Regions from separate parts of the Homo sapiens genome. Here region 1 is linked to region 2. A link is an interaction called in ENCODE POLR2A ChIA-PET data of the cell type or tissue named here. Cell type or tissue: GM12878. All regions are shown on one strand. Links, peaks and the distances in the headings refer to the core of each region. The heading gives the core; the rest is flanking DNA. Region 1 overlaps MED13 (mediator complex subunit 13). Region 2 overlaps INTS2 (integrator complex subunit 2).

Region 1 (9,440 bases), core at 164-5,163, 61 kb after region 2:
CTACTAAAAACACAAAAATGAGCTGGGTGTGGTGGCATGCGCCTGTAGTCCCAGCTACTCAGGAGGCTGAGGCAGGAGAATCTCTTGAACCTGGGAGCTGGAGGTTGCAGTGAGCCGAGATCACGCCACTGCACTCCAGTCTGGCGACAGAGCGAGACTCTGTCTCAGAAAAAAAACAACAACAAAAAACTGTAAAATTTTCTATATAACAATTATATTAATAATGCCATTGACTAGTCCTGTTGAAGTCTATAAAATAAATTCAAAATTTCTTCTAACAACTTAATATGGTTAATTGCTTTCTCCTTTTCTTGCAACCTGTCTTGTTTAGGTACATGCTACATTTTTCTATTTAGGCTCATGAATTTAAAAATTGGCTTATAAAAGTAACACAGGAGAAACATTTAATGTACTTAATGGAATTTTTTTATTCTGTATTATTACTGTCATATGACTATAAAGTTTATCTTTTATAAATTCTCTAAGATTTATATTATGATATTAAAGTAAAATCAATATAATAGAACTTGGCTTTTAGATAATCAATTTGAATACAGAAAAGTAGTATCTGAAACTTCTGACAACATTAAACTGTTTTACATAATTTTAACTCACAACATCTATCACTCTTACCTGTACAGAAACAGTACTCTTGATATGAGGAGGAAGAGTCTGGACCATTTCTAGAAAGCATCGAAGTAGCCCCAATGTCCACACACTAGAAGAGTTAGTGCTCTCGTCTGTATTTTCGTATGTAAAAGGATCAATTATATAAACAACAATTGCAGGTGGATACGTGACTGCATGTGAATCACCATCTGTGGGGATTCCCACTTTATCCCGATCCATCGTGCTAAAATTTAAGGTAGAAATGAGACAAAAAGTTGTACTGTATATGCTTGGGGTAGCATCTAAGCAGGTTCTTAATATCCCCCTCCTCCCTCTTTTTTGGTGAAAGGTGTCAGAAAGCCTCTCTAAAAATGAAGGACATTTCTTTCTCGCCAAAATGAACCATAAACATTGTACATACAATTTCACAGTGTATAAAGACACTTGCCTTAAGAGGTCTTGCCTTAAATTTACCAAAAAAAAAAAAAAAAAAAAAAAAAAAAGAAAGAAAAGAAAAAAAATTCTTAAAACCATAGGGTAAGGGTATTAGATACAAAAGATGGCTTAGAGTTTAAGGGATAAAACTGAGACAAAGATAGGTCTCTTTGTCTGAGGCTATCTCAAATAGCTTACCAAATTTATAAAGGTGGCTACAGGTAGAGCTAGGCCAGAAAGAAACCACGTTTCCAGACTTATTTAATGTTCTAGTACATTTTCAGACTCTCTCTCTCTATATATGTGTATATATATATCTTTTTTTTGAGATGGGAGTCTCACTATGTTGACCAGGTTGGTCTTGAACTCTTGGTCTCAAGCAACCCTCCTGCCTTAGCCTCTCAAAGTGCTAGGATTACAGGCATGAGCCACTTCACCTGGTCCCATTTTTAGACTATATACATTTATTTCATACTTTACAGCTTCAATGGTGTACAAGTTTCATTCTTTGATGGGTGATTTGATTTTTTTACACTTCAAATCTATTCATATGTTCAAGATGAGTGTATCAATCTCGATAATGGTTTGTTTTTACCCACATATGAGTATAATTTTGGGCACAACTGCATCCTGGGTAGCTGACAGATATAATTAAGCTCTGGCCAACTTGGCCTATAAATCAAAAGGGAAGATCAAAACCTTCATCAAAAAAGGAATGAGAGCTGTCATAATCATTCTTGTCACTATAAATAACTTGGAATCACTGTGTAAAGTACTTAATGTATATTATATCATATTACTCTCATCTTACAGATAAGAAAACATGCTCAGAAAGTTAGAGTTTCCCCGAAGTCACAAAGCAGGTAAATGGCAGAGCTGAGATTCAAACCTCAGTACAACTCTAAAGCCTCTAAATAGAGTGGGTCAATAGTGACTTCTCAATCACCAGAGTGATTTGCACAGGCAAATCTACTTGACAATTATGCCACAGAAGACTCAAATGTCATATGGGTATCTGGACTATATGGTTTTCAAGCTCTTAATTCCCACCCTCAGATTCTAGAATTCTATGATACTTTATGAAGTAAAGTCCTCATTATAATTTTATACATAAAATATTCAACACTAGGCCGGGTGCGATAGCTCATGCCTGTAATCCCAGCACTTTGGGAGGCTGAGGCAGGCAGATTGCTGAGTCCAAGAGTTCCAGACCAGCCAGGGCAACAGGGTGAAACCACATCTCTACAAAAAAGTAGCTGGGCATGGTGGTGCATGCCTGTAAGTCCCAGCTACTCAGGAGGCTGAGGTGGGAGGATCACCTGAGCCCAGGAGGTCGAGGCTGCAGTGAGCCGTGATCACGCCACTATACTCCAGCCTGGGTGACAGAGTGAGACCTTGTCTTAAAAAAAGATACAAACTAAAATTTCAAGACTAAGATAAAAAAGCACTTTATGCTCATTCAAAACGTCTTATTTAGAAAAAAAGCAGCATGGCTGGGCGTGGTGGCTCACGTCTGTAATCCCAGCACTTTGGGAAGCCATGGTGGGTGGATCACCTGAGGTCAGAAGTTTGAGACCAGCCTGGTCAACATGGCAAAACCCTGTCTCTACTAAAAATACAAAAATTAGCCAGGCGTGGTGGCACATGCCTGTAATTCCAGCTACTAGGGAGGCTGAGGGAGGAGAATCACTTGAACTCGGGAGGCAGAGGTTGCAGTGAGTGCAGATCCCACCACTGCAGTACAGCCTGCGCAAAAGAGTGAGACTGTGTCTCAAGAAAAAAAAAGAAAGAAGCAGCATCATAGTTTTTATATTTCTGCAAAAATCAGTATTTTTAAAGGTACCTTTCAGACACATCAGGATGCGGCTGAGTGGGAAGTGAAGATGATTCTCCAGAAATCCCAGCTGTCTGTAGAGCTGATGTCTGTTGCCCTCCTAGCTGACCACTCTGAACTGTATTTGCTTGTGTAGACATGGATCCTGCAGCATTACTGTTCATACTGCCAAAGGGTGGAAACGAAGGTAGTTTATTTGATGATACTCCACTATTCAAGTTGGAGGATGATGAAGATGAAGTTGAAGCTGTGGTCAAAGTTGAATTAGCTGTGGCAACTGAAGTAGATATGGCAACACCTGAAGTCACTGTCATAGTGCTGCTCGCTGCAGATGCTAAGGTGGCAGATGGAGTATTAGCATTTCCAGTATTTGTCATCTGAGGTGGAGTAATCAAAGACTGACTTGTAGGGGCAACTAAATTTGGCTGGGAAAGTAGAGAGCTGTCCAATGGCAGGGAAGCAAGATAAGGACCTAAAGAATAAAAACAGGTACGAAATTTAATTCTTTATTTCACTGACTGGTTTTTTTAAATTCTACTGTGTAAACAGAATCATAATCCAGTTGATGTTTTCTTGGTAATTATAGCCCCGAAATTGCTTGCTAATGGTGTGACCTACACTTGCTTTCTATTTTCCCCTAGAGACTGAAGAAACATATTTAAAATGGAATTGAAAAAGCCAGAATTTTCACTCAAAATTAAAGAAATGATTACTATGAAAGTGTAACAAAATTCTATTTTCTAAGTATAATTAAATGTAAAAAAGGTATCTAGCAATATTCATCAAACTATTCAAAGGGTTTCTAAATCACAAATCAAATAAATATTGACTACATTGACAGCTAATTAAAATATAAAATGGTATAATGTTATGGGGTTCAAATTATAGGAATGTCTAATGAGATTCAATATTTTGGTTCTGCATCTCTTTGGATTAAGTCTAAAGGAAGTCCACTGATCTTTATTTTCAAGAGTATTTATAAGCAATACAGTTAGGCACGGGTAGAATGAAAGAAAAAAAGTATGTAACAAGCAAGTCTTAAACAGCTGTCGTTTTCTTAGCTACAACAAAGAACTATTTCTTGGTTTGGTAGAGATTAACTATAAATTATTTTATCTCTAAACTGTAACAAATGAAGAATCTTCAAGTTATTAAAACATCAGACCCTACAGAGGCAACAGAAAATTTATTTATAACCCATAATTTCTTCCTACCTGATGGGATCCCTCATTAGGGATCAGCAAACTTGTTCTGTAAAGGGTCAGATAATAAATATTTTTGTCTTTGCAGCCACACAGTCTCTATGAAAACTACTCAGCTCCAATGTTGTAGCACAAAAGCAGCCAGAGAAAATACATAAATGAGGATGGCTGTGTTCCAATAAAATTTTATCTACAAAAACAGCTGGTGGAGCAGGCCACATTTTGCTAACACCAGCCTTATACAATAAATACAAATTCAATACCTAGGTCATATCTGCAGACTTGTGCATAAAGCTTGAGTTTAGAAAATGCTTCATTGTTACCGTCAGCTGCCTGAGAAAACCATTCTGCTACCAACTTTTCTGATAGTTTCTTTGATGCAGTAGATCCAACTCTCATGATCCCATCTGTTAACAGTCGAGAAACAGGTCTATGTTGACCTAATCGACAGGACTACAAATATACATACAGAAAGCAGAATTAGTAAATTTATTATTGTATTTAGATACACATTATAAAACCAACCATGAAAGCTACTTAAAATAAGCTTAACCATTTGCAATTAACAGTTATGATAAAAATATCAAGGGTGTTTTTAGAAGTAGGCCAAAAAAATAAACATATCAAGGGTGAAATGGTGCCATAGGTCTTTTTCATTTTTACATTAGAAATTCATTAATTTTTTTTCAAAATTAAAATATCTCTAATGAAAAAACACCTAGATAACAATAGTACTAGAACCATTTTGTTTGAATAAAAGCTTGCAGAATGCAGACATAAGTGAGCATAAAAATGCAGTCATTTTAGGTATACATTAACACCAATTCATGAATTATGAATACAAATATCCCTAAATCAAAGCAAAATAAAAATTGTTATACAAATATATTTATACACCTTCTCCCTCTAGTTCTGTGAGTCACTGATTTTTGTTATTAGAAGCCCAATGTTAAATAAATTTAAAACATTGGATTAAGCAAACTTAGAAGAGTTCTTTACTGTAAGAATTTCAAAGCCTTTAAAAACCTAATATGAATTGTAAATCTCTAAAAGGTAATATAATATACAATGTTTCCCCAAGCCTATTTAACTATGGAACTTTTTCTCTGAGAGGATTTTACCGGACTGATATTCCAAATAACACCCTTTGGGAAATGTTTATTTATTAAAAACACACTACAAATACCTTGTAATTATGTGGAAAATTTTAAAAGGAAGCTAAACTAACATACACTAACATTCAGATTGTATAAGGAATCAAAATTTAAAGACTAAATTTCGAAGCCTTTGTGGAAAAAGGAGGGAATAATAAAGTAAGACTTTATGTCCCATAACACTTATAATTTACAATTATTGCGCCTGGTGATGGATATGTGAGAATTATAACTTAAAAGAAGAGGCAAGAATTTCAGACCTGAAATGGACCTTAGTGATATCTAGCATAGATTTATTTTACATATGAGGAAAGTGAGGCCTAGTGTCACTACCTGAAATCCTAGAGAATAAAGACTAGAATTTTTGTAAATGTAACTTTTTTCCTGGCTATTTAACATTGTTACCCTTTGTTTTAGAAAAAGCCACATTAAAAGGGATATATATCTATATGCCCTCAATGTTTCTTCCTCCTATAGGGGGATAGCCACTCTGACCCACGGCATACACATCTAACAGACTGGGTCAAACTCAGCAAAGAATGTAACTGGCTAGTATGAGAAATAAACATCTAATCTGACATCATCACTGTGTCCCAATCAACTGAACTGCCCAGTATGCTGTATATACAACAATACAAATCGTAAGGTAGTTTTAAAATGTCATCTCTTTTTAAACACCTACCTCATATATTGCAGTAAGATCTCTAAAAAAGCTTTTTGCTCCATTTAACAAGGCTTCATTTTCTGGACACAGTACAACATAGGCTATATCTCTTTGAGATCCATAGGGTTCCAGCATAAGTCTCTCCCAATAAGGAAGAGCAAATGGAGAAAGCACCAGATAATCATAATCATAACCCAACAAAAATGTGGGGATTGGCAGTGGTTCTGGGGATTCATCAGTTCCTAAATAAGAAAGATGTATTTTAAGAAAACACTTAAAAACAAGACATGTCTCCTTTTTATTTATTTATTTATTTATTTATTTTTTGAGACAGAGTCTCGCTCTGTCGCCCAGACTGGAGTGCAGTGGCGCCATCTCGGCTCACTGCAAGCTCCGCCTCCCGCGTTCACGCCATTTTCCTGCCTCAGCCTCCTGAGTAGCTGGGACTGCAAGTGCCTGCCACCACGCCTGGCTAATTTTTTGTATTTTTTAGTAGAGACGAGGTTTCACCGTGTTAGCCAGGATGGTCTCGAGCTCCTGACCTTGTGTCCGCCCACCTCGGCCTCCCAAAGTGCTGGGATTACAGGTGTGAGCCACCATGCCCGGCCTCCTTTTTATTTAAATGTCAAAAGTTAATGAAGTCATTATTAGTGAAAATATTTTATTAGAGACAAAAATACTTAATGCCAGTGGTCAAGACTTTTCAACATTAAGGAATTTCCTAAACAAGTCTTTTTATTTACTTATTTTTTTGAGACAGGGTCTTGCTCTATTGCCCAGATTAGACTGCAGTGGAACAATCACGCCTTACTGCAGCATTAACCTGCTGGGCTCAAGCAATCCTCTGTCCTCAGCTTCCCGAATAGCTGGGACTACAGGTGTGTGCCACTATGCTTAGCTAATTTTTAAAGTTTTTGTAGAGATGGGATCTTGCTGTGTTGCCCAGGGTGGACTCAAACTCCTGAGCTCAAGTGATCCTCCTTCCTCAGCCTCCCAAAGTGCTGGGATTACGTGCAGGAGCCACCACGTCTGGTCTGCATTTAAATTTTTGGCATGGGGCTGGGTGCAGTGGCTCACACCTGTAATTTCAGCACTTTGGGAGGCCGAGGTGGGCAGATCACCTGAGGCTGGGAGTTTAAGACCAGCCTGACCAACATGGAGAAAGCCTGTCTCTATTAAAAATACAAAATTAGCCGGGCATGGTGGTGCATGCCTGTAATCCCAGCTACTCAGGAGGCTGAAGCAGAATTGCTTGAACCCAGGGGGTGGAGGTTGCGGTGAGCTGAGATTGCACCAGTGCACGTCAGCCCAGGCAAAAAGAGCAAAACTCCATCTCAAAAACAAACAAACAAAAAATTGGCATAAAAATACACTGTAGGCCAGGTGCTGTGGCTCATGCCTGTAATCTCAGCACCTTGGGAGACTGAGGTGGGAGGATTACTTGAGCCCAGGAGTTTGAGGCCTAGGCAACATAGTGAGACACCATCCTTATTTATACATTTAAAAATAATATAATTTAAAAAATAGAAAAAAGAAAAAACCTTACTAAGAGCGCAGATCTCATGTTAAGTGTTCTTTCTTTTAGTTTTTTTTTGTTTTGTTTTTGAGACAGTCTTGCTCTGTTGCCTAGGCTGCAGTGCAGTGGTGCGATCTCCACTCACTCCAACCTCCACCTCCTGGGTTCAAGCAATTATCTCACCTCAGCCTCCTGAGTAGCTGGGATTATAGGCACACATCACCATACCGGGATAATTTTTGAATTTTTGGTAGAGATGGGGTTTCACCATGTTGGCCAGGCTGGTTTCAAACTCCTGACCTCAAGTGATCTGCCCACCTCGGCCTCCCAAAGTGCTGGGATTACAGGCGTGAGTCGTCATGCCTGGTGAGTGTTCTTACCATAATAAAAAAATTTTTAAAAGAAAATGACCAACAACCTAATAGAAAAATGGGTTAAGAACATGGAGATTACAAAACAAAACTATCTCTAACACATAAAAAGATGCTCTTTCTCATTAAAAAAGCAATTTAAAATTAATAATAGCAAACAATGATAATTCTATGTGCTAGGTACTGTTCAAAGCTCTTTGCATGTACTAACTCATTTAATCCTCACAAAAAACATAAGGCAGAAACTATTATTAACTTCATTTTAGAGATGAGAAAACATAAATGAGGAAGTTAAGCAATTTCTCTAGCATTTCACAAGAAGTAGCAGAGTAGGAATTTAAACCCAAGAAATCTATCCCCACAGTCTGTACTATTTAATCTCTCAAACTATAATGGGAAATAACCATTTTTCATCCACTGAATCAGCATCCTACTAGGCAAGGCTTTGGGAAAACAGGCACTTTAACTGGTGGGAATTCAAACTGATATTACAGGGGCTGGGCATGGTGGCTCACGCCTGTAATCTCAGCACTTTGGGAGGCCTAGGTAGGTGGATCACTTGAGGCAAGCAGTTCAAGAACAGACTGGGCAAGATGGCAAAATCCCATCTCTAGTAAAAATACAAAAATTAGCCAGGTGTGGTTAATGCATGCCTGTAATCCCAGCTACTCGTGAGGCTGATGCATGAGAACTGCTTGAACCTGGGAGGCAGAGGGTGCAGTGAGCTAAGATCATGCCACTGCACTCCAGTCTGGGCAAGAGAGTGAGACTGTCTCAAAAAAAAAAAAAAAAAAAAAAAAGGCATTACAGATAGTTATTTAGGTTTTTTTTTTTTTTTTCTTGAAATACACGTCTGGGTGCTTATAATCCTAGCCCTTTGGGAGGGTGAGTTGGGCAGATCACTAGGGCCCAGGAGTTGGAGACCAGCCTGGGCAACATGGCAAAACCTCATCTCTACAAAATATACAAAAATTAGCTGGGTGTGGTGGTGAGCACCTGTAGTACCAGCTACTTGGCAGGCTGAGGTGAGAGGATCACTTGGACCCAGGAGGTTATGGCTGCAGTGAGCCATGATTGTGCCACTGTACTCCAGCCAGGGTGACAGAACAAATCTCAAAAATAATAATAATAAATAAAATAAAAATACACCCATGCTTTAAAGCCAGGGATCTGTGCATTACTGAAAAGTAGCTGTAATGATAATGGTGGTAACAATTTGTATGTTCATAAACACTGCACTGGTAAAATATATTATCATATGTAAGGAACAATGGAATACATATAGCCATAAAAAAAGATAATCTCTATATGTGCAGATAGAAATGATCTCCAAAATCAGTTAAGGTACAGAAATAAATAAATAAATATCTACTTTTTTTTTTTTTTTTTTGAGATGGAGTTTCGCTTTTGTTGCCTAGGCTGGAGTACAATGGCGCGATCTCGGCTCATGGCAACCTCGGCTGGCGGCAACCTGCGCCTCCCGGGTTCAAGTGATTCTTCTTCTCCTGCCACAGCCTCTCAAGTAGCTGGGATTACAGACACGCACCACCATGCCCGGCTTATTTTGTATTTTTAGTAGAGACGGGGTTTCTCCACGTTGGTCAGGCTGGTCTTGAAGAACTCCCAACTTCAGGTGATGCACCTGCCTTGGCCTT
Region 2 (9,715 bases), core at 1,714-6,713:
GTGAGATCCCATCTCTACAAAAAAATTTAAAAATTAGACAGGCATGGTGGCGCATGTTTGTAGTCCCAGCTACACGGGAGGCTAAGATGGGAGGATCTCTTGAGCCCAAGAGGCCAAGGCTGCAGCGAGCCCTGATCGTGCCACTGGACTCCAGCCTGCGAAACAAAGCAAGATCCTATCTAAAAAAAAAAAAAAAATACCTTATAAGAGTAATGAGGATTTGAGATAATGTTTAGAAAGTACTTCAAGTAAAAAGAAAAGAAAGAATTCATGTACCTAATTTTACACCATCCTGAAACTCCATTAAAGCTACATTAAAGGGATTTTCTTAAAAGGCATAAACGCATAAGATATTGAGGAGGGACAACACCACAAAATACTGGAAGCTAGAGAATATATAGATAAATGGAAACGGACTCAGCAGACCTGAGGAAGCAAAATGCTAAACTGGTAGAAGAGAAAACCCATCCATTTTATACCACGGAATTCCCAAAGGGCTCAGGCTACTCCAGGCAGTTCCAGGACTGAGAGTGAAGACAGACTAAAATTAAGAGGTTGACATTCTATATAAGTAGTAGACCTCCAAATCACCTCCTGCATTCTGCACAACTAGAAGAATACCCTTCCCTCAGCAGAGAGAAGACTGGAGATTTATTGTCTGGAGGTGGTAAAATCATGCATCTGAATTAAGGGACAACCAGGTATATCTGGAGCACCATTCTGAAAGTAGGAGAATTAAGTAAACGATTATACTGCAGGCTGATATCTACCAGCCCTTAACCCTCACTCTTTAACTTTGTTTATGGGTTTCTGTATAGGTCTTCCCTCTCCAGGCCAGACAATAATCTTTAGAACTCTGATCAGCCCAAGAGTTTCCCAAAGACCCACTTATGCATTAGAGGTTCTAATATGCTTTTTCATTTCCTAGTCTTAAATATGAACAATCGGCCAGACGTGGTGGCTCACACCTGTAATCCCAGCACTTTGGGAGGCCAAGGCAGGCAGATCACCTGAGGTCAGGAGTTCGAGACCAGCCTGACCAACATGGAGAAACCCCATCTCCACTAAAAATACAAAACTTAGCTGAGGGTGGTGGCACATGCCTATAATCCCAGCTACTCGGGAGGCTAACACAGGACAATCACTTGAACCCGGGAGGCAGAGGTTGCGGTGAGCCGAGATCACACCATTGCACCATGGGCAACAAGAGCAAAACTCTGTCTCAAAAATTATATTTATATATGTATATGAACAATTAATATTGGCTGGGTGTGGTGGCTCACACCTGTAGTTACAGCACTCTGGGAGGCAAAGGCAGGAGGATCACCTTAGGCCAGGAGTTCAAAATCAGCCTGGGCAACAAAAGTGAGACCCCATCCCTACAAAAAACTTTTAAAAATAAGCCAGGTGTGGTGGCCCACACTGGCCACTTGGGAGGCTGAGGTGGAAGGATCTGTTGACCCCAGAAGTTCAAAGCTGCAATGAGTTATGACTGTACCACTGAGTTTGCCCCGAGCAACAGAGAGAGCCCCCATCTCTAAATAAATAAATAAATAGAAATTTAAAAATAATAATAAATATTAAGTATCTGAGAAAAGCTTCTAACTTTAAAAATAGAGACCCAAAAAAGGCAGGGAAAAAAAGCAGCTTAGAGAAAAGAAGCAATACAAATAATAAAATCTCTTCAAAATCAGTATGACTAATATCAAAGAAATTATGCTATAATGAACCAATAGACACTACAAAGAAGAAACATTCAGAGAGCCAAAAAAGCACTCTTAGAAATTAAAGACTGAATAGGAATTGAAGATAAAGTTAAAGACAAATCCTAAAAGGCAGAATGATTTCTTTTTTTTTTTTTTTTTTTTTTTTTTTTTTTTTTTTTTCTGAGATGCAGTCCCGCTCTGTAGCCCAGGCTGGAGTGCAGTGGCGCAATCTCGGCTCACTGCAAGCTCTGCCTCCCAGGTTCACGCCATTCTCCTGCCTCAGCCTACAGGACTGCAGGCGCCCGCCACCATGACCGGCTAATATTTTTTTGTATTTTTTTTAGTAGAGACGGGGTTTCACCGTGTTAGCCAGGATGGTCTCGATCTCCTGACCTCAGGTGATCCACCTGCCTCAGCCTCCCAAAGTGCTGGGATTACAGGCGTGAGCCAGTGTGCCTGGCCATTTTGCTCCTTCAGAATGGGTATGTGTGAAGTAAATTCTTTTTGAGACTGGGTATTTCTGAAAATATCTTTGTCCTACTTTGACATCTGATTGATAGTTTGATGGGGTATGGAATTCTAAGTTGGAAATAATTTCCTTTCAGGACTTTGAAGGTGTTGCTTCATTGTCTTCTAACTTCCAGTGTTGTCAGGAAGTCTGACATTCTGATTCCTGGTCCTTTGTGTGGCCTATTTGTTTTTAATATAGAAACTCGTAGGATTAGTTTTTTATCCCTAGGGTTTTGAAATTTCTGGATGATATGCCTTAGCCTGAGTCTCTTTTTGACTATTGTCCTAGGCATTCAGTAAGCCCTTTGAACCTGGAAACTCATGTCTCTCAGTTCTAGGAAATTTTCCTGAATAAATTTGTTGGTAATGTTTTCTTCTTGGGTGTTCTGTCTAAAACCTCCTTTTATTTGGAATTGGACTTTTTGAAATGATTGTCGTATTTTCTTATCCTTTCCTCTTTTCCTTCCCCTCAATCTTGTTCTACTTTTTAGAAAACAGCTTTATTGAGATGTAATATACATACCATAAGATTTACCCAAAGTGTACAATTGAGTGGTTTTTAGTGTATATACAGAGTTATGCAACCACCAACACAACAGAATTTTAGAACCTGTTCAGCACTCTAAAAATAACTTGCTCATTCTAAGACCAGGTACAGTGGCTCACCCCTGTAAACCCAGTGGTTTGAGAGACTGAGGTGGGAGGACTGTTTCAGGCCATGAGTTTCAGACTAGCCTGGGCAACACAGCGAAACACTGTCTCTTAAAAAAAAAAAATTCTCCAGGGGTAGTGGAACGTGCCTTAGTCCCAGCTATTTGGGAGGTTCAAGGAGAAGGATCACTTCAACCCAGGAGTTCAAGATTACAGTGAGCTATGATTGTGCCATAGCACTACAGCCTGGGTGAAAGAGCTTAAAAAAAAAAAAAAAAAAAAAACAGAGGCTGGGCACGGTGGCTCACGCCTGTAATCCCAGCACTTTGGGAGGCCGAGGCGGGTGGATCGCGAGGTCAGGAGATCGAGACCATCGTGGCTAACATGGTGAAACCCCGTCTCTACTAAAAATACAAAAATTAGCCGGGCGTGGTGGCAGGCTCCTGTAGTCCCAGCTACTCGGGAGGCTGAGGCAGGAGAATGGCGTGAACCTGGGAGGTGGAGCTTGCAGTGAGCCAAGATATCGCACCACTGCACTCCAGCCTGGGCGACAAAGCTAGACTCCGTCTCAAAAAAGGAAAAAAAAAAAAAAAAAAAGAAAGAAAGGATAGGTTTTCTTTTTAATTTTTTTTTTTTTAAACAAAGACAGGAGTCGCACTATGTTGCCCCAGCTGGCCTCGAACTCATAGCCTCAAGCAACCCTCCCGCCTCAGCCTCCTGAGTAGCTGGGACTACAGGTGTGAGCCACCACGCCTGGGTAATATGATGATATGAGATATAAGAAACAGAAGATCCAACAAAGGAGAGATGAAGCAAGTCTCCAAAATGATGGTGAAGGTCAATCCCAGGATGAGAGCTTTATACTACCAGGTATACCTGGTAACCATTCCAGACCAAAATGCTCCTGAAGAAATCTCCTCAAGAAGATGAAACTCACAGACTGTCTAATGAGTCAAAACATCTGGAGAGAAGATTTAGGCTGGCAGAGAGTTTGAGGTTACATGAATGGTACATATAACACCAAGAAAGTTAAAAGCAAAAAACAAAAACACAGGATAAATATTAATCCAAAAAAAAAAAAACAAGTTTTACAAGGAAGTAAAAAATAATCATATACTGCATGGTTGAGTTCTCAGTAGTGCTTACATAATCATAACAACTATATATTGATCTAATCTAAATTATAACCATACTAGGAGAATGAGAGGATAGGAAGGACATGTATGGATGTGTTTAGGACAGGGAGAAAAAAGACAGAGAACTAATTTCTCATCTTTCATACTGGGAACTCAATAAAAAATACCTAAAAGCAAAAATCAAGAGGTATCAAATACAAACATATTATTACAGATGTAGCAGTAAAACACAAAATAAACAGCTAAAAGAATTGAAAGACACTGCTTCTAAGAAAGATAAAATAGGAAGGAGAGAAGGAAGGACTGCTATTTGCCTTAACAAATCCTGAAGAACTATTTCGACTTATTTAAACAATGTACATATATAAGATAAATAAAATGAATCAGATGCTACTGATATCCTTATTTTAAAAAAATACAAATAAGCTGGGCCAGTGGCATACACCTGCAGTCCCAGCTACTTGGGAGGCTGAGTCAGGAGGATTATTTGAGGCCAGGAGTTCAAGGCTGCACTGTGCTATGATCATACCCATGAACAGCCACTGTACTCCAGCCTGGGCAACAAAGCTAGACCCCTTCTCTTAAAAATTGGAAAAAACAAAACAAAACTACGACTGTCCATACCTAGACCAGCTTTTGTAGAAAACTCTTATCTAATGCTATACAATTTTATTGAGTAAATAAAAGTAAACCTTGAGAAAATGGAGCAACTTATATAGTTAGGTACCTGACAAGTGTAGAAAAGGCCAGTAGCATACAAAAGGAAAGTGAAACAAAGCGAACCCCAGCTGGCGTAGCAGGAGGACGGCTCGTCATCAACTGCAGTAATTGCTCAGCTTCTTCTTCAGTTGGTCTAAAAAGGAATACATCATTAGGCTTTACATTTTTAGTTGGGATGAAGAAGAAAAAGTGAATTTTTAACCTTTTAGTTACAAATTTTAAACTTTATAATGGTATCTTGCTATTTATAAAATCTTTAACATCTCAAGTTGCCAAATGCAAAACTGTTGAGAAATTACAACTACAGTGTTTTACTGTGGACACAAATACAGGCAGGTCCTCCCTTTGCCCTGTAGTGTGAGACCATAAAAATGACCATGCAAGCTGAAATCATGCAACACAATCTTAATAATCAATGGTGAAAAGTATGGTTGTACTGTAGCCTTTAAAATTTTTGTCAAAACATTAAAAACTCTGTTGATTATAATGCATAATTTTTTTTTTTTTTTTTTGAGACAAGGTCTTGCTCCATCGCCCAGGCTGGAGTGTAGTGGCAGGATCAGAGCTCACTTCAGCTTTGACCTTCCAGGCTCAGGTAATCCTCCCACGTCAGTCCTCATGTAGCTAGGACCACAGGTATGCGCCACCATGCCCAGCTTATTTTTTTTAGTAGAGACAGGGTTTTGCCACGTTCCCCAGGCTGGTCTCAGACTCCTGGGCTCAAAAAATCCACCTCCCTTGGTCTCCTAAAATGCTGGGATTACAGGTGTAAGTCACTGTACCCAGCCAGGAATTTTTTTTTTTAAATGGTAAAACTAATATTTTTATAGTACTCTAATTGAAAATATTAGAAACATTGGGAATTAAACTGTTTTCTTTCTTTCTTTTTTTTGAGACAGAGTCTCACCCTGTCGCCCAGGCGGGAGCGCAGTGGCACAATCTCGGCTCACTGCAAACTCTACCTCCTAAGTTCAAGCAATTCTCCTGCCTCAGACTCCTGAGTAGCTGGGACTACAGGCACACGCCATCATTCCCAGCTAATTTTTGTATTTTTAGTAGAGAGAGGGTTTCACCATCTTGAATAGGTTGTCCTCGAACTCCTGACCTCACTGATCCACAAGCCTTGGCCTCCCAGAGCGCTCGGATTATGGGCGTGAGCCACTGTGCCCGGTCTTAAAGTTTTTTTATTTCTTCGTAAAGACTTTATCAAGAGTAGTTTAAACAGCCTTTGCCTCCTTTTTTTTATGTTTTTTGTTTTTGTAGAGATGGAGTTTCACTCTTATTGCCCAGGCCGGACTGCAATGGTGCAATCTTAGCTCACCGCAACCTCCACCTCCTGGGTTCCAGTGATTCTCCTGCCTCAGCCTCCCAAGTAGCTGGGATTACAGGCATGTGCCACCACACCCAGCTAATTTTGTATTTTTAGTAGAGACAGGGTTTCTCCATGTTGGTCAGGCTGGTCTCGAACTCCCAACCTCAGGTGATCTGTCCACCTTGGCCCCCCAAAGTGCTGGGATTACAGGCGTGAGCCACCGCGCCTGGCCTATGCTTTCATCTTTATTGGCCAACTGTCTCTTCCAATTATCTGTTTTTGGAATATAATGTTCCAAAAACTGTTTCCATGTTTTGGAACATGAGTTCATTATGGAGAGAAAGGAAGCAATACAGGTTGAGTAACCCCAATCCAAAAAACCTAAAATCTGAAATGCCCCCAAACTCCAAAACATTCTGAGTGCCAATATGAGGTAATGAGCTCAAAGGAAATGCTCATTGGAGCATTAAGGATTTTGAATTTCTGTTAGGGATGCTAAATCGGTAAATATAAACATTCCAAAATCCGAAAAGTTCTAAAATCCCAAACGCTTCTGGTCTCAAGCATTTCAGATAAGGGATATTCAACCTTTACAACTACCTCCTCTGCTATATGTACATGAATCAAATAACAGGTGTGCAGTAACCAGCTACCGACAGACTTTGAAAGAAGTGAGGCCATTGGTCACTAACCATGATGTACATCTGTTATTTACTTAGTGATCTGTGTCCTGAGGAGCTCACAAACTCTATACAATTAACTGGTTAATGTATCATGGCAACTGAAATGGCAACTGTGTTGAGAGACCAGCATTATTTAAATAAACTGGCGTAACTGAAACTCATGCATATTGGAGACATGCAAATGAGGACTGTATGTACAATTATTAAGAACACTATTCAAAAGGATTTTGTATGGTGACTAAGAAACATTGTACTGGCCAGGCACAGTGGCTCATGCCTGTAATCCCAGCACTTTGGGAGGCTGAGGCAGGCAGAACACCTGAGGTAAGGAGTTCAAGACAAGCCTGGCCAACATGGTGAAACCCCGTCTCTACTAAAAATACAAAAAAAAAAAAAAAAAAATTAGCCGGGTGTGGTGAGGCAGGAGAATCGCTTGAATCCGGGAGGCAGAGGTTACAGTGAGCCGAGATCACACCACTGCACTCCAGCCTGGGCGACAGACGGAGATTCCATCTCAAAAAAAAAAAAAAAAAAAAACATTGTACTTATTAATCACATCATATTAATTTTAAACAATTATGATATCAGCTGTAAAAGGAAACAAAGGAGAGATTTACTTCAACTAGTCAATGGTAAAAGATCACTCACAGATCATTCACTATAGTTTTGTCAAGCTGTGTTGAAATCACAGGTTTCTTTAAACTGTGATTGGAAATTGATAAACTGCTCTGGCTCCTCCCATATTTATATAGTTCTGTTTACAATCAGAACAAAATAGATGAATACATCTCTGCTAGAAATTCTTGGCCTTAGGATTTCATTCTTCTTACAGGCCAGCCCACTACCTGAGTCCAACAGAAAACTTTAATCCTCTGAATAAAAGGCCTTTGGCTCACTTTCTTGAGAATAGAAACAAGAAGGTAAAATGACAAAAAGGTAAAATATCAAACTATTGAATACTTGAGTCCAGCGATCCCCATCAAAGCACAGTACAGACGTAAGAGTGCACTGGCTTTCACAACATGCTCTTCTTTCAGCCCCGAATACACAGACACATTGGGCTCCATATCCACATCAGCTTCTTCCACAATTCGGGTGCTTCTTACTGTGGGAAGAATGCCCATCAACTCCAGAAGAAGCTGCCTTCTCATCTGCCAAAGGACAGAACTGCTGGTCTCTCTTTTTCTCTGAAAGAAATATGGATCACAAAAGGAAGAAAGCATGAAGCATTTACTAAACTAAAAGGGAGCTAAAACATAGCACCCCACTTAAACACTTTCAAATTGGCCTATTTGAAGAGATTGTCGTGACTACAGAATCTCATTTTAACCAATCAAGCAAACTCAAAATCCACTAGTTTGTCTGAAGAATGAATATTCACCATAATTTGGATTGGTTGCAGAGGAAAGACTAAATTAGTGACAATTTGAATTGTGGAATATTATTTCAATGGTACTTTCAAATACATAAAGACTAACAAAGTGATATGTGGTATAGGAGAAAATGCTCAGATTTTGAAGACGTAAGTTCTTGGGGTTTAAATGCCAGCTCTACTATTAGACGATTATATACCTTTAGGCACATTGGTTAGCCTCTCTGAACCCCAATTTCCTTAATGACAAGGAAATATTTTATCAACAATATTTACCTTATAGAACTCCTATAATTAAGAGTTTACAATTCTTGGCCTGATGCAGTGGTTCACGCCTGTAATCCCAGCACTTTGGGAGGCCAAGGCGGACGGATCACTTGAGGTCAGGAGTTCGAGACCAGCCTGGCCAACATGGTGAAACCCCATCTCTACTAAAAATATAAAAATTAGCTGGGTGTGGTGGTGCATGCCTGTAATCCCAGCTACTTGGGAGGCTGAAGCACAAGAATCGCTTGAACCCAGGAGGCGGAGGTTACAATGAGTCAAGATGGCGCCACTGCACTCCAGCCTGGGCAACAGAGTGATACTCTCGTCTCAAAAAAAACAAAAGAGTTTACAATTCTATAACCACTACAGTTCTTCAGGCAGGGACAATGCCTTAGTCTTCTCTCACTCTGCACAGTCGAACATTGTGCCTAACATACAGCAAGCACTCAAAGTCTGTTAAGTAGATGAATGAACAGAGATAATACATGTATGAAAGCAGTTCTAAACTATACAGGGCTAGACAAATGTTAATTATTATCTTTTGAGTGTCTCTAAGTAAAATATGATAGACCTGCTTTAATAATAACAGTAAGTTCAAAGAATAAAGGTTTATTGAATACAAAAGACAACTACAAACAAGATGAGCATGCCAAGTGCTTAAGGCAGTACCTGACATATATGAAGCATCCAATAAATAAATGTTAACTTTGTTTTAAAAAGCAGAGCTTAAAATCAGTTTTCAAATGGGCTATAAAATAGAACTTGAATATTTTAAAAAACTATGATTCAGTAGCTTAAAAATAGACTACAGGATCTAAGCAGTATACATGTTGTCTAGCTAAGTGACCTCAACGAGTTAAATCGCAATCTGCATTAGCTCCTTCATAGGAACTCTATTCACATAGTTAATATAAATTAGTTTTTGAAAAATTAAAACATTTTGCAAGTTAAAAACTGTTGCAAAATACATATGCATAAGCAGGTGAACGTATAAAATAAAATGTGGTATATACACACAATGGAATATTATTTTTCTTTTTTTTTGAGACCGAGTCCTGCTCTGTCACCAGGCTGGAGTGCAGTGGCGTGATCTCGGCTCACTGCAACCTCTGCCTCCCATGTTCAAGCGATTCTCCTGCCTCAGCCTCCCGAGTAGCTGGGACTACAGGCACGCACATCACGCTCAGCTAATTTTTGTATTTTTAGTAGAGACAGGGTTTCACCATGTTGGCCAGGATGGTCTCCCTCTCTTGACCTTGTGATCCGCCCGCCTCAGCCTCCCAAAGTGCTGGGATTACAGGCGTAAGCCACCCCACCCAGCCCTTACTTCTTATTTTTATAGATTTAGGGGGTACAAG

Evidence for each region. ChIA-PET counts read pairs that join two places held together with the same protein. Peaks named below come from ENCODE experiments on the same cell type or tissue, not always from the same donor. Only the 100,000 strongest peaks of a DNase experiment are listed, where the experiment ranks them.
Region 1: POLR2A ChIA-PET joins it to region 2 with 7 read pairs; 5 of 35 experiments call an interaction of 5 or more read pairs at or near these places.

Annotation. Positions count from the first base shown.
Region 1 is chr17:61,962,119-61,971,558 of GRCh38, forward strand. MED13 (mediator complex subunit 13) reads right to left here. Exons shown (of 30, transcript NM_005121.3): 18 at 5,917-6,140; 19 at 4,344-4,533; 20 at 2,888-3,350; 21 at 634-853. Among named protein-coding and RNA genes, the nearest start is that of INTS2, 39 kb to the left of the region's middle. In GM12878, for the core only: no CTCF peak of the experiment used is centred there; no DNase peak of the experiment used is centred there.
Region 2 is chr17:61,899,730-61,909,444 of GRCh38, forward strand. INTS2 (integrator complex subunit 2) reads right to left here. Exons shown (of 25, transcript NM_001351695.2): 8 at 7,679-7,905; 9 at 4,731-4,856. Among named protein-coding and RNA genes, the nearest start is that of INTS2, 23 kb to the right of the region's middle. RefSeq lists an enhancer at 4,588-4,897. In GM12878, for the core only: no CTCF peak of the experiment used is centred there; a DNase peak (open chromatin) is centred at 4,782; H3K27ac peaks cover 1,120 bases.